2 separate regions of the Mus musculus genome follow, and region 1 is linked to region 2. A link is a loop called in an ENCODE intact Hi-C map of the cell type or tissue named here. Cell type or tissue: left cerebral cortex. All regions are shown on one strand. Each heading gives the region's core, and the rest is flanking DNA. Links, peaks and the distances in the headings are about the cores only. Region 1 holds the start of Gmds (GDP-mannose 4, 6-dehydratase). Region 2 overlaps Gm40876 (a long non-coding RNA gene).

Region 1 (5,379 bases), core at 253-5,252, 150 kb after region 2:
GGCTAATAGAAATCTCATGTTGTCCAGTCCCTATGCTGACTGCACACATTCCCCTAAGGTTACTGGGGAATTACAATGATGCCCACTACCAACTGTCTTCCATGCTTCCAAACCAAACCAACAAGAAAAGTCTTTCCCCTTTGTCTGTAAGGAGATGTATTGTGTCTCTCTATTATTTCATATATTGAAGTGTAAGACTTCATCACCTCAAGACTGAGTCTTTAAAAAAAGGCAATGGGGGGGGGCTATAGTTTAGTTGGTACAGTATTTGTTTAGTATATACAATATCCTTGGTTTGATCCCTGGAACCACATAAGCATGGTGTAGTGGTCCATGCATATAATTTGAGTAAGCAAGAGGTAGGGGCAGGGGGAAAGAAACTTAAAGTCATTCTTGGCTATATAATGAATTGCAGGCCAGCAGCCCTGGGCTACATGAGACCCTGTCTAAAAATAAAACAAAGGAAACCATAAATAAATAAATAAATAAATAACCAAAATCACAAAACAAAAAACTTTATAAAAATAATTAAAACAAAAAGTAATTGGTAATTGGATACCTTTTATTTTTAATTACTTTGTTTACTATTTTTTTCTTTTAAATGTGTGGCCGAGGAGAGCTTGTAGGACTTCATTCTCTCCTCCCAGTATGTGGGTATAGGTATTAGATTCAGGATGGCAAGCGCCTTTACCTACCAGGCCATCTGGCTGGCTGGGAGCTATGGTCTTTAAATGGAAATTAAGGTAATGTGGGGTCATTAGGGTGGTTCCTAATGAAAGGGAGTCACTGTCCTTACAATAGGAAATTGGAACGCAAGCACATGGAGAGGAAGTGTGTCATGACCAGATGCAAGGTGACATCTACAAGCCAGGAGACAGGCCTCAGAGGAAGTCAACCCCGATCTTGAATATCCAGATTCTAGGATGGTAATAAAGGAAATACCGGTTGGATGTTTAAGGGACACAGTTTTTTATTTCTGACAGTTTGCAATATCTTCTTTACTATTTTTGCATTTCCAGGCCCTAAAAAATATTGGTTTTATTTGTTTACTTTTGTACTATTGGGCATCAATCCCATTAGGCAAGTGCTTTACCACCAAGCCATAGCTCAGCACATCCAATACATATTTGATTTTTATGATTTTTTTCTGTTAAATTTTTTACTAGACAGATAAATTCCTAGTATTCATTAGTATGATAGAAGGTGTCAGACCTACAGAACAAATGGGACATATCTCTCCTAAGTATTCATTTTTTTCTATTTATCCTTACATTACAACATATTTACATAAAACTAAATCAATAGTTAAAGATCATCTAGATTTTAGACATTTCTTGCCTTAAGGAATATATTTCCCCAACTTCTAGGTCTCATTTTCCATATAGAATGCGCTAGAGGAAAGGTAAAAATATTAAACCAGACAAGCCTATGTATAAAGTTTGGAATGTTTCCGAGGAGTTTGGGCACTCTGGTTTTGGAACTACAGGTTTGTATCATATCTAGCAGGTTCTATTGGGCCCTGTCCTAGTAGCTCAGTTTGCAAAGGGAAAGACGGTTTGAGGATGTTTATTGGAGAGATAAGCTGGACAGTATGTGTGTACGTGTGTATGTGTGTGTGTTTCTTCCCTACACCCTTGTCCCTATGTCTGAGTCCTTTGTCAGCCTTTCTCAGTCAGTGAATCTGTCAGTGTGCATGCACTAAATAGAAACAAGTTCAAAAGACACTGCAACAACCCCACCTCATGAAATTTGTACAGGTTTTACTGACCTGTGGATTTTTGTCAATTGTTTCCTTATGCAGGATGGGGGCGGGGCCAGAAACTTCCAGCCCTCGAAGTAAATACTGTTCCTTGAACGGAATTACCGGGAACCCCCAAACTAGTCCAAACATTAGCAAACTGCTAATGTTCACAGAAGATTCACAGGTTAGAGTAGCCTTGAAACTCTAGTGCCTTCGAGAAATGTTAAAACTGACCTGCTCACAAAGACAATGAAGCAGATTTCTAGAAATTTAATAAGGTCGATGACTCCAGCCTTGGATACCTAGATTTGGATTTCAGAGCTCTTTCCTACCGAGAAGGTCAGCTCGTCATTCCTCCTGGCATCATGGGGCGATATGAGGATTCCCGGAGACCGAGGCCCATGCAGGCCATATCCTCTACTCTGACCGCAGACTTACATCCTTCCTCTTCCAGGGGCCCGGCGCCCTCAGGCCCCGCCCCCAGAGAGGCGTGGCTCAGCGCGGAGACCCCGGCAGGGGCGGAGCTGTCGGGGGCGCTGCTGACGCGTCGCTGCTTGGGCGAGTGACGCGGCGCCAGCCAGGCCTCAGCCCGGCTCGCGCCGCCCGCCCCGACTAAGCTGGCCCGCCCCTCGCTCCACGCCCGGCCTCCCGCGCGCCCTGTCAGACCGTGGCGGCCGCTGCAGCTCCGTGAAACGACTGGCGCGCGCACCCTGGTCCCTGCCGGCCCGCGGCTCGTTCCACTCCGCCTTCCTCTCGGCCGCACGCTCACCCGCCTGAGGCGACATGGCTCAAGCTCCCGCTAAGTGCCCGAGCTACCCGGGCTCCGGGGATGGCGAGATGGGCAAGCTCAGGAAGGTGGCTCTCATCACTGGCATCACCGGACAGGTGAGTGCGGGGCGGGGACGAGCGGCCTGTAGCCCGGGGGCACGTGGGCCGCCTCCCCGCGCAGGGCCGCTGTGCCACCGGGAACTGCGCTCCACGAGTCCCGGAAGGTGTGAGCGGCTGCGGGATGGGACAGCTTCAGCCCCAGCAGCATGGCTCTCTGATCCTTCTGGGGGTGTGAGCTGGTGGTGCTAAGCAACCGGACCACTCTGCTCCACCTGTCCCCTGGGTGACTGTAGTTTCTTTCCTGGAGCCCAAGTGAGCTCTTGGAAGGAATTTCGTACTTTGTAGATCCTGGTGCAGGGAAGGAAAGGGGCGAGGAATATGTCAGTATGTGGAGTCCCAAAGTGAGACCGACTTTTCTAATTCCAAAGGCATGAACTCCTTGGGTGAGGTAATTAGGCTGTGCTGTCTTGAATGTTGGGACCCCATGGCCTATGCTAGGCATGACTAATTTATGACAGTCATCTCATAGAGGTATGGCAACAGATAAGGCTAACCACTGCCTTGTCAAGTTGTGTAGAGTGAGATTCAGGGGTGTTGAAGTAATGTCCTTGTTACTTGCTGTAGGGCATCTGTTTTCTGTGTATCCCAGGACATCTGATGGTGGTCAATGCTAAAGCGAAGATGGTAAAGATGATAATAAAGCTAATATGGCCCACACCAGCATACTTACCATATCGGAGTTACTTGGTTAATACTGACTAGTTAGCTTCCATACAACAAAGTCCTTATTTCCAGTTTAAGATTGAGGAAAATGAGTTTGAATTACCTGAAGCCCAACAGGTAGGAAGTGTATTGTTGGGGTTGGAAGTGGTCTTAAAGTTCTCTCGTTTTACCAAAGAGCAGATACACAGTTCCCAGACATTAGACTATTTCAGTTACTAGCTACTGATCATTCTTTCAGTTATCATTGCATCTTGTTTAAGGTACTTTCGATAAATAAACGTTTACCAACTAGTAAGATAGAAGAGGTAGGAAAAGGGTCCAGGGTTGAGGATAAAAACGTCAAGTCAGGGACTCCTCAGGGGTGCTCTACCATAGAACTGTGCACCCCCCCCCATGTCACCTCTCTTTTCTAATGCTAGAGATCTTTCAGATGGTTCTCTTTTCCCAAGTTTTCAGACTGGTTCTTAAGCCCAGATGTTAACTGCATTCACATACTCTCTAAAGTAAACTTTCACTTAGTATTATCAAGAAATTGAGTTAGGATGTTGTGTGCCATGTTAGTATGGCGTATAGCAATGTAAGCGGCCAGCATTTTGTATCAGTGCAGCTTAGAAGTGGAATCTCATTAAATAGTTGAAAACTGTTGTTTGGTAGATACTTCATGGGAAGGAAGCCTTGGAAGTGCCCACCACTCCTACCCCCAGCAAGGATTCTCCTGAAGTACTATCAATACTTAAAAATACCACTTCCTGACCAGGAGTTTTGGGTTTCTCATTTCATTTCAGACTCCAAACACCTGCTGTGCTTTCAGGTTTGAAAACTTAGATGCCTTTGAGCTCTGCCCTACTACCCATCACTTCCCTGACACATCACCTCCTTGACACTCCTCTGTATTTTTTTCCTTGCTTGCTTGAGTTGACCAGGTTTGTCAACAGCTTTAAGAAAAGATTTTCTCATTTTCATCCTAGTTCCTCCCACACGGCTTTAGGTAGTGGGCCTTGAAAAATGTTGACTGACTTTCACTACGAACAGAATGCATTTTTAATGTTCATCTGTAGTGTGCAGGCCTTTTGAGGCTGCTCTGGTACAAGCTATGTAATATATATCCTGTCCCTACTAAGATCTTTGAGGAGCTGAAGACAATGCATATGAAAAGGCAGCGCCTGTAGAATAGTATTACTCAAGACTGTAAGGGAAATTACAGTATGAGTGAGTATTCCCTTGTGCTTTTGCCAACTTGACATAAGTTAGGGTTATTTGGGAAGAGAAACCTCAGCTGAGGAAAATGCCTCCATTGGATTGCTTGTAGGCAAGTCTGTAAGGCTTTTTCTTGATTAATAATTGATATGGGTAGGCCCAACTCATAGTGGGACTGATAGGGACTCCTGAGACAGGTGGTCTGGAGATGTATAAGAAAGCAGGCTAAGCATTTCTCCATGGTTTCTGTTGAGTTTTTGTCTCTAGTTCTTGCCCTGACTTCCTTCAGTGATGGGGTATGACCTGAGGACTGTAATATCATCATGGCAGGGAGCATGGCAGTAGGCAGTTCTGGTGCTAGAGAAGTAGCTACATCTTGATCCATAGGCAGAGACAGAGACAGAGACAGAGACAGAGACAGAGGCAAAGAGAGAGAGAGAGAGAGAGAGAGAGAGAGAGAGATATCGTAGTGAAACACTGTCTTCTAGAAGGTTATATGTCTTAATTCTTCTCAAATAGCATCACTCTGTGACTACTAAGCATTCAGATATATAAGCCTACGGGGGCCATTGTAACTCAGACCAACCACCACAGTATCTTACCTGTCCTTGTGATTCTGAGTGGCTTTCTTTGTGTTATAGAGTCTATATATGCCTATCTAATGTGCTCCTGGAGCTGAATGTATTTTAGTATTGAGGAAGGAGTGCTGGGGATAGAGCTTTCTCAGTTTGTTATGGTTCTGGTCCTTGCCTATCCTTTGAAACAGGCTCTTATAAATCTTTTGCTAGACAAAAACCATTACTAGGTGTGTAGGCAAACCAAGATAATTTGGCTGTGATTCCTTGGCAGGAGTCTAATATAAGGAGTGAGGCATACCATTTACCTGTCAG
Region 2 (5,379 bases), core at 130-5,129:
ACATTTTCTAATTTACCATTTTCTACATATTACAGTTGGACGTGGAAGGCGACACAGTGAAGGCGGTTCTTTTCCCTGTAATATCACAGGTCCTTATAAGAGGATATCAACTATACACGGGACAGCTTCCCAAGTCAAAGAAGCTTAACAAGAGTGGGCCATCAACACTAACCTAAGTCCTACTCTACTCTGAAATCTACCCTAAGATTGTCCAGGGAGTCACAGGACCCACTAAGTTCACTGTGCACCTCTCCAGTGTGAAATGATATGGAGACTCCAGTCAGCTAAACACTTCTTGTTTTCTCTTTAGTAAATGAGTATGTGTTGGCGATTTTTTATTGCGTAATAAAACCAGCATGAAATGAACTTGCTCCAGTTTGTCCCCATTCTTTAAAACCACCGTGCCTTCCTTCTCTTGGCCTGTTTTTTTTTTTTTTTTTTTAATCTGGCATCCTGCCTTGACCTCAGCTTGGTGTTCAGTGGAGCGATGGCCACAGCCTCAGGCAGGAAGCTTCCGCTGGGTCAGGGTGTCCTGCTGTCTGCCCATTTGGGGATCCGCATGGTATGGACAGACTCTGGGATCAGTTTGCACCCCAGGGGGAGTTGGCCTCTGTGGATATTGCTTTTATAGACTGCTTGTTTCTGGCTCTGCTTTTTTTTTTTTTATTATTACATTCCTTTGCAATTCTAGCAGCTGTTTTTGTCAAGAGTCTTAATAAAGTTTGAACTGTTAAGCGAACTTTATGGAAATTGGTCACAGAAGTGTATGTGGCACCTTTAGTGAAGCAGAGGCAGAATTGCCCCTGGCCTGCAGTGACAAACAAGCCGAAAAGTGTAGGTGAAAGACAGTCACTTGACGGTGGATTTTTAACCTGGATTTCTCAGAATCTGATGTCTCCCGAAGTATCGCTTTCTTTAACTCTATTTAGCACAGTTTTCAAAAGTGTTTGGTTACACAGCCTCACTTAAGGAGCGTCGTTGAGGGCTGTGAAAGGGTTACATTTGCTTGGCTTGGCTTCTGTCCGGTGCTGCTTCTCCTTGGAAGTCAATGCTTGGAAGAATCAGACTTAGAGACATAGCAGAATCATCGAGTCTAAGTTTCTAAAACCGACTAAGATGCTACCAGCTTCTTCCTTTTATGAAGCACACTAAAACATCACCCCTCTCATTCAGTGTACTCATCTGGCAGTGACCTTAGCTTGATCCAACAGTGTCCTCTGAGCCCAAGAATCTGAACTCCTTCCAAATACACCCGACTTATAATTCCCCCCTAACACTTCACACGCCACTGGGGTGGAAGAATCATTTGCCAACAGACCAAAACTAACTGCTCGTCTTTCTTGAATGTGACTTCACACACGTTCTTGAATAAAACAGACTTAAGAGAGCAATAAACTTCGACAGGTAGCCCACCCTCCCAAATCCTTCCTTACAATGAGGCATCAATGGGACACTTTGAGAACTCATTTTGCCACCAACACTAAGTAAAATGTCATCTAGCAGCACTACTCTAAGAGAAATAACCGACTCTAGAGTAAAAGGCAAGTACTTCGGGCTTAAGACATGCAAAACGCAATGGTGGGACCGAGAAGCTTATGAAACCTACACTTCACTAACACTTGGTGTTGACTCAGAGTCACGGTTGGAATACTAGGTGACCCCAGAGGCCAGCCTAAGTGTAGTAGTCACGCTGGGGAGGAGGCATTGCTCCCAGACTTCAGTGACTATAAAATAAACAGACATCTCTGCCCTGCCAGATGGACAGGGTAAAGGGCACAGCAAACGCTTAGATGCTGTGGGACCTGAGTCAGCACACATCCAGCTCCTGGATTGGCTGCTGAGATCTGCAGGGGATCTCTCTTTCCTTTTGTCCATCATGATCTGCTGCAATATAAGGGAGGAGAACAAACAAGATAAAGAGCCTTCCGTTCTTCGTGACGATGTCTTGCTAAAACTCACTGAAGACGATTTTCAATCCCTTTCTTAATCCCCACCTAGAATTGGAGTACACTTCATATCGTTTTTGCTTTTTAGAAAAACTAATGGTGCAAGCCCAACCCATCACTTCTGTTGATAACCTCACACCTGTGCTTGCAACAGTGGGGGAACCCACCTTTAACATGACAGACCTACTTAAAACTCCTGGCTCCGGCTTTCTCTTCACAGACCACGAAAGCATGCATTCCCTTTAGCAGACAGTGGAGGGCGATGTTGTACCGGTGTGCTCCCACACATAAACCTCTCAGGAAACTTCCTTTCCAAGGGAAAAGGGTTCTTTCCCACAGTAATATGAACATGATGTACGATAATGAAAACAATAACTACACCAACATATTTTCCCCAGAAGTTCTTTTTATTTGTTCAGAGTGTGAACGTAGGGCCCTATAACTATGAGATACTGAGATAAATGAATGGGTTTCTGAAAAGGGTAGAAAGTATTGAAAATACTTTCAAGATGGGCTTTTCCAGACTCTGTAACTTGATGATTTTGACTACTGTATATTAGGAGTCTCATTACAAACCATTGTTCAGTAGTTTAAAGATAATATAACAGCAGTAAAATAGAGAAACACCCAGATTGACATCTGGCCACCATCAGCCTGGCGTTGTAAAGGAGATTCGCTGACTGCATTTCTCCGGGCACAAACCTGGCAAGGAATGACAGAGAGATACACTTCTAAACGGAGAGCTCTGACAGCTGAATGTTATTTTCAAACTGCTACACTTAAGATCTTCGCTAGCCACTTCTTCATTTCCCTCCCTGAAGCCTAAACTCAGAAGACCCAATTTAATTCCTGCCTTTTCCGTTCCCACAGCGAACTTGCTCCTGCTCAACAGAGGTTTCTTTGTAGTTCCTCACTAGTCTGGTCGGATACCGCTCCACACCACACAGGTAACTTAATAAATCAATTTAAGAAGCACAGGCAAGTTTATGGCATGCTCAGAATATTCTAGAAGAACAAGCAGAGAAAGCTGGCTTTAATTCAAGCACACTTTCATAATTCCTAGGAGGGTTGCCAGACAGAGCACAGGACGAGTGCTTCAATTTGGTTTTCAGATAAATAAGATTATTTTTAGTGTAAGTATATCCCCGTGCAATCTGGGAGCCACGCTTAACACTTTAGAAGTATCTGGTGTTTATCTGGAACTCAAATTTAGTTGTGCCTCCTCTGAAAGGAGGGGGACTCTCAGATAGCGGGGGTACACACATCGAGCAGGACTATTCTATCCAGTCGCCATGGAGCTTTGGGTTCAGTCTCTGTGTGCAAAGATGAAAAGAGAAGTCTATGAATTTACATGCTTTGAAAAAGTCCTTGGTGCTCAGGTTTGGGGATAGATAGGAGACAGGTCTTTCCCCTCCACCCCCACCCCCTTCGTTATCCAGAGCGTATACAGCTGCCAAGAGCCCAGTGGAGACAATTTGGCTGATTTAATATTTGTGAGGGTTTGAATGTAAAACGTGCCCCCATTGGCTAGGTTTCGAATGTTTGTTCCCCTGCTGGCAGTACTATTTAGGGAGGCTGTGGAATATTTAGGAGGTGGGTTCTAGCCAACAAAAGTAGGCAGCTCAGAGTAGGTTTTGACTCTTTCTACCTGGCCTCTAGTGTCTGCTTCATTGTCTACTTCCTGGTTCACTACAGTGATGATCAGCTTCTGCCGCAGCTCTCATGGCCAGGAGCCGAGCTGCTCCACATACCTTCCCTGTCCCCGCCTTAAATTGACTGAAACCCATGAGCCAAAATAAACCGTTCATCCCTTCCATTACTGCTCTCAGGTGTGGTGGTCATCTCAATGCTGAAGTAACTAACCATTCTGTTTAATGCGCAGCTCGACTGGGGAACCACATCTACTGGAAGTACGGCTGGCAGCTAACACGTGGGTTTCAGCCCAAGTCACAGAATGAGAATAAAAAGCAGGTCTACCCTTCCTCCACACGCAGGGGGCAGAGCAAATAGCCCACCTCAGTTAACATCTACTGTAGTATCTGCTGTTCGTGAGCTTCATTTCTGTGGTGACAGGGACAGAGAGCCAGCCTATTCCCAGCAGTCACGTGAATGAAGCATTTAAGCATGTTCCCTGAGGCTTTGAGGTGACAACAAACAAAAGCCAACCTGACAAGCATGGTATCCCAGCTTATGTTTCTTCATGGCGTGAAAGCAGAGAGAAGGGAGCCCTTATATACTCTTGGTGAGCTTGTACCTGGAGTAACCATTATGGGAAACTATTCACCCTAAAGGTTCCTAAGAACTAAAGGGCAGAGTAACCCTGTGGTCCATCAGTACTCTTTGAAGTATGCATCCAAGGGCGCTGTAGTCAGTATGTCTGCTGTCTTCGCCCCAGCAGCATGGTCTGAAGTAGCCAAGTGATGGAACTGAAACCAGGTGTCTGTTGACATGTGGATAGATGAAGAAAATGTGATAGATATAAATATTATATTATGTGATATATATAATTGGATCACTATCCATTACCCTTAGACATTTCTGTCACTTAACCTGGGGACATTATGTTAACTGAAATAAACCAGATACAAAAAGAGATCAATTGTTTGATATGAACTGTATGTGAGAGCCAAAACAGTCAAACTAGTGGCAGAGAGCATAGTGGTGACTGCCAGGGATGAAAGAGGCAAGAAGCGGGAAGGAGGGCAATTTTCAGCCGGGCAAAAGGAACAGATTGGTGAGGTCTGTGGTCAGACATGATGGTTATAGTTACGATAACATGCTACATACTTCCAAATTACTGCGTATGTGAGTAGAGTAGGCTAATTGTCTTGTCTTTACTTAATCACATACCTTACTCTGTACAATATATGTATGTGTGCCTAATTATATTTTGTCTATTTAAAATAAGAATTTTAAGTGAATAAAATTTAAAAACACTTGAAACCATTAGAAAAATAATTTTTCTAGTTTTTTAATTAAGAAAACAGACAAAATAATTAGGCTTTCCTTATTATTTTTTCTTGTTTCTTTGCAGTTTTGGGAATTGCACTCAGAAAATTATATGCATCAAAAAGAGAAAGAAAAGAAGAGAAAAGAAAAGAAGAGAAAAGAAAAGAAAAATCTTTACCATTGCATTATAATGATATCAGCCCTCTTTTTGAAAAATAAAAATGATTCTCAACCTAATAGAACCAGAGTCACCCAGGGCCTCTGTGTTATGAAAGCTGTTGTCATTGTTGTTGAAATTGTTGTCATTGCCCTTACACAGATGTCATGTAAATCAAGGAGCACAAAACCCATGAAACACAAGGAACTAGTACCACAAACCTTCACGGGTCAATTAACTATAAATTAAGCCGAATCAGATGTGTCTGCACTCATAACAATAAGAAAGACTAACACTGTCACAGAATTTTTTCAGTCTTGGGAGGGT

The links. A loop is a pair of places that touch in the nucleus more often than their neighbours do. Peaks named below come from ENCODE experiments on the same cell type or tissue, not always from the same donor. Only the 100,000 strongest peaks of a DNase experiment are listed, where the experiment ranks them.
Region 1: a loop joins it to region 2, with 2.4 times the contacts of the local background. A loop is called at or near these places in 1 of 42 quality-filtered maps.

What each region holds. Positions count from the first base shown.
Region 1 is chr13:32,335,629-32,341,007 of GRCm38, reverse strand. Gmds (GDP-mannose 4, 6-dehydratase) reads left to right here and starts at 2,464. Exons shown (of 11, transcript NM_146041.2): 1 at 2,464-2,626. The coding sequence starts at 2,525. In left cerebral cortex, for the core only: no CTCF peak of the experiment used is centred there; DNase peaks (open chromatin) are centred at 1,588, 2,274 and 3,102; H3K4me3 peaks cover 1,820 bases; H3K27ac peaks cover 789 bases.
Region 2 is chr13:32,490,330-32,495,708 of GRCm38, reverse strand. Gm40876 (a long non-coding RNA gene) reads right to left here. Exons shown (of 4, transcript XR_873209.2): 4 at 2,428-2,648. Among named protein-coding and RNA genes, the nearest start is that of Gm40876, 28 kb to the right of the region's middle. In left cerebral cortex, for the core only: a CTCF peak has its summit at 2,199; DNase peaks (open chromatin) are centred at 2,199 and 2,964; H3K4me3 peaks cover 710 bases; H3K27ac peaks cover 342 bases.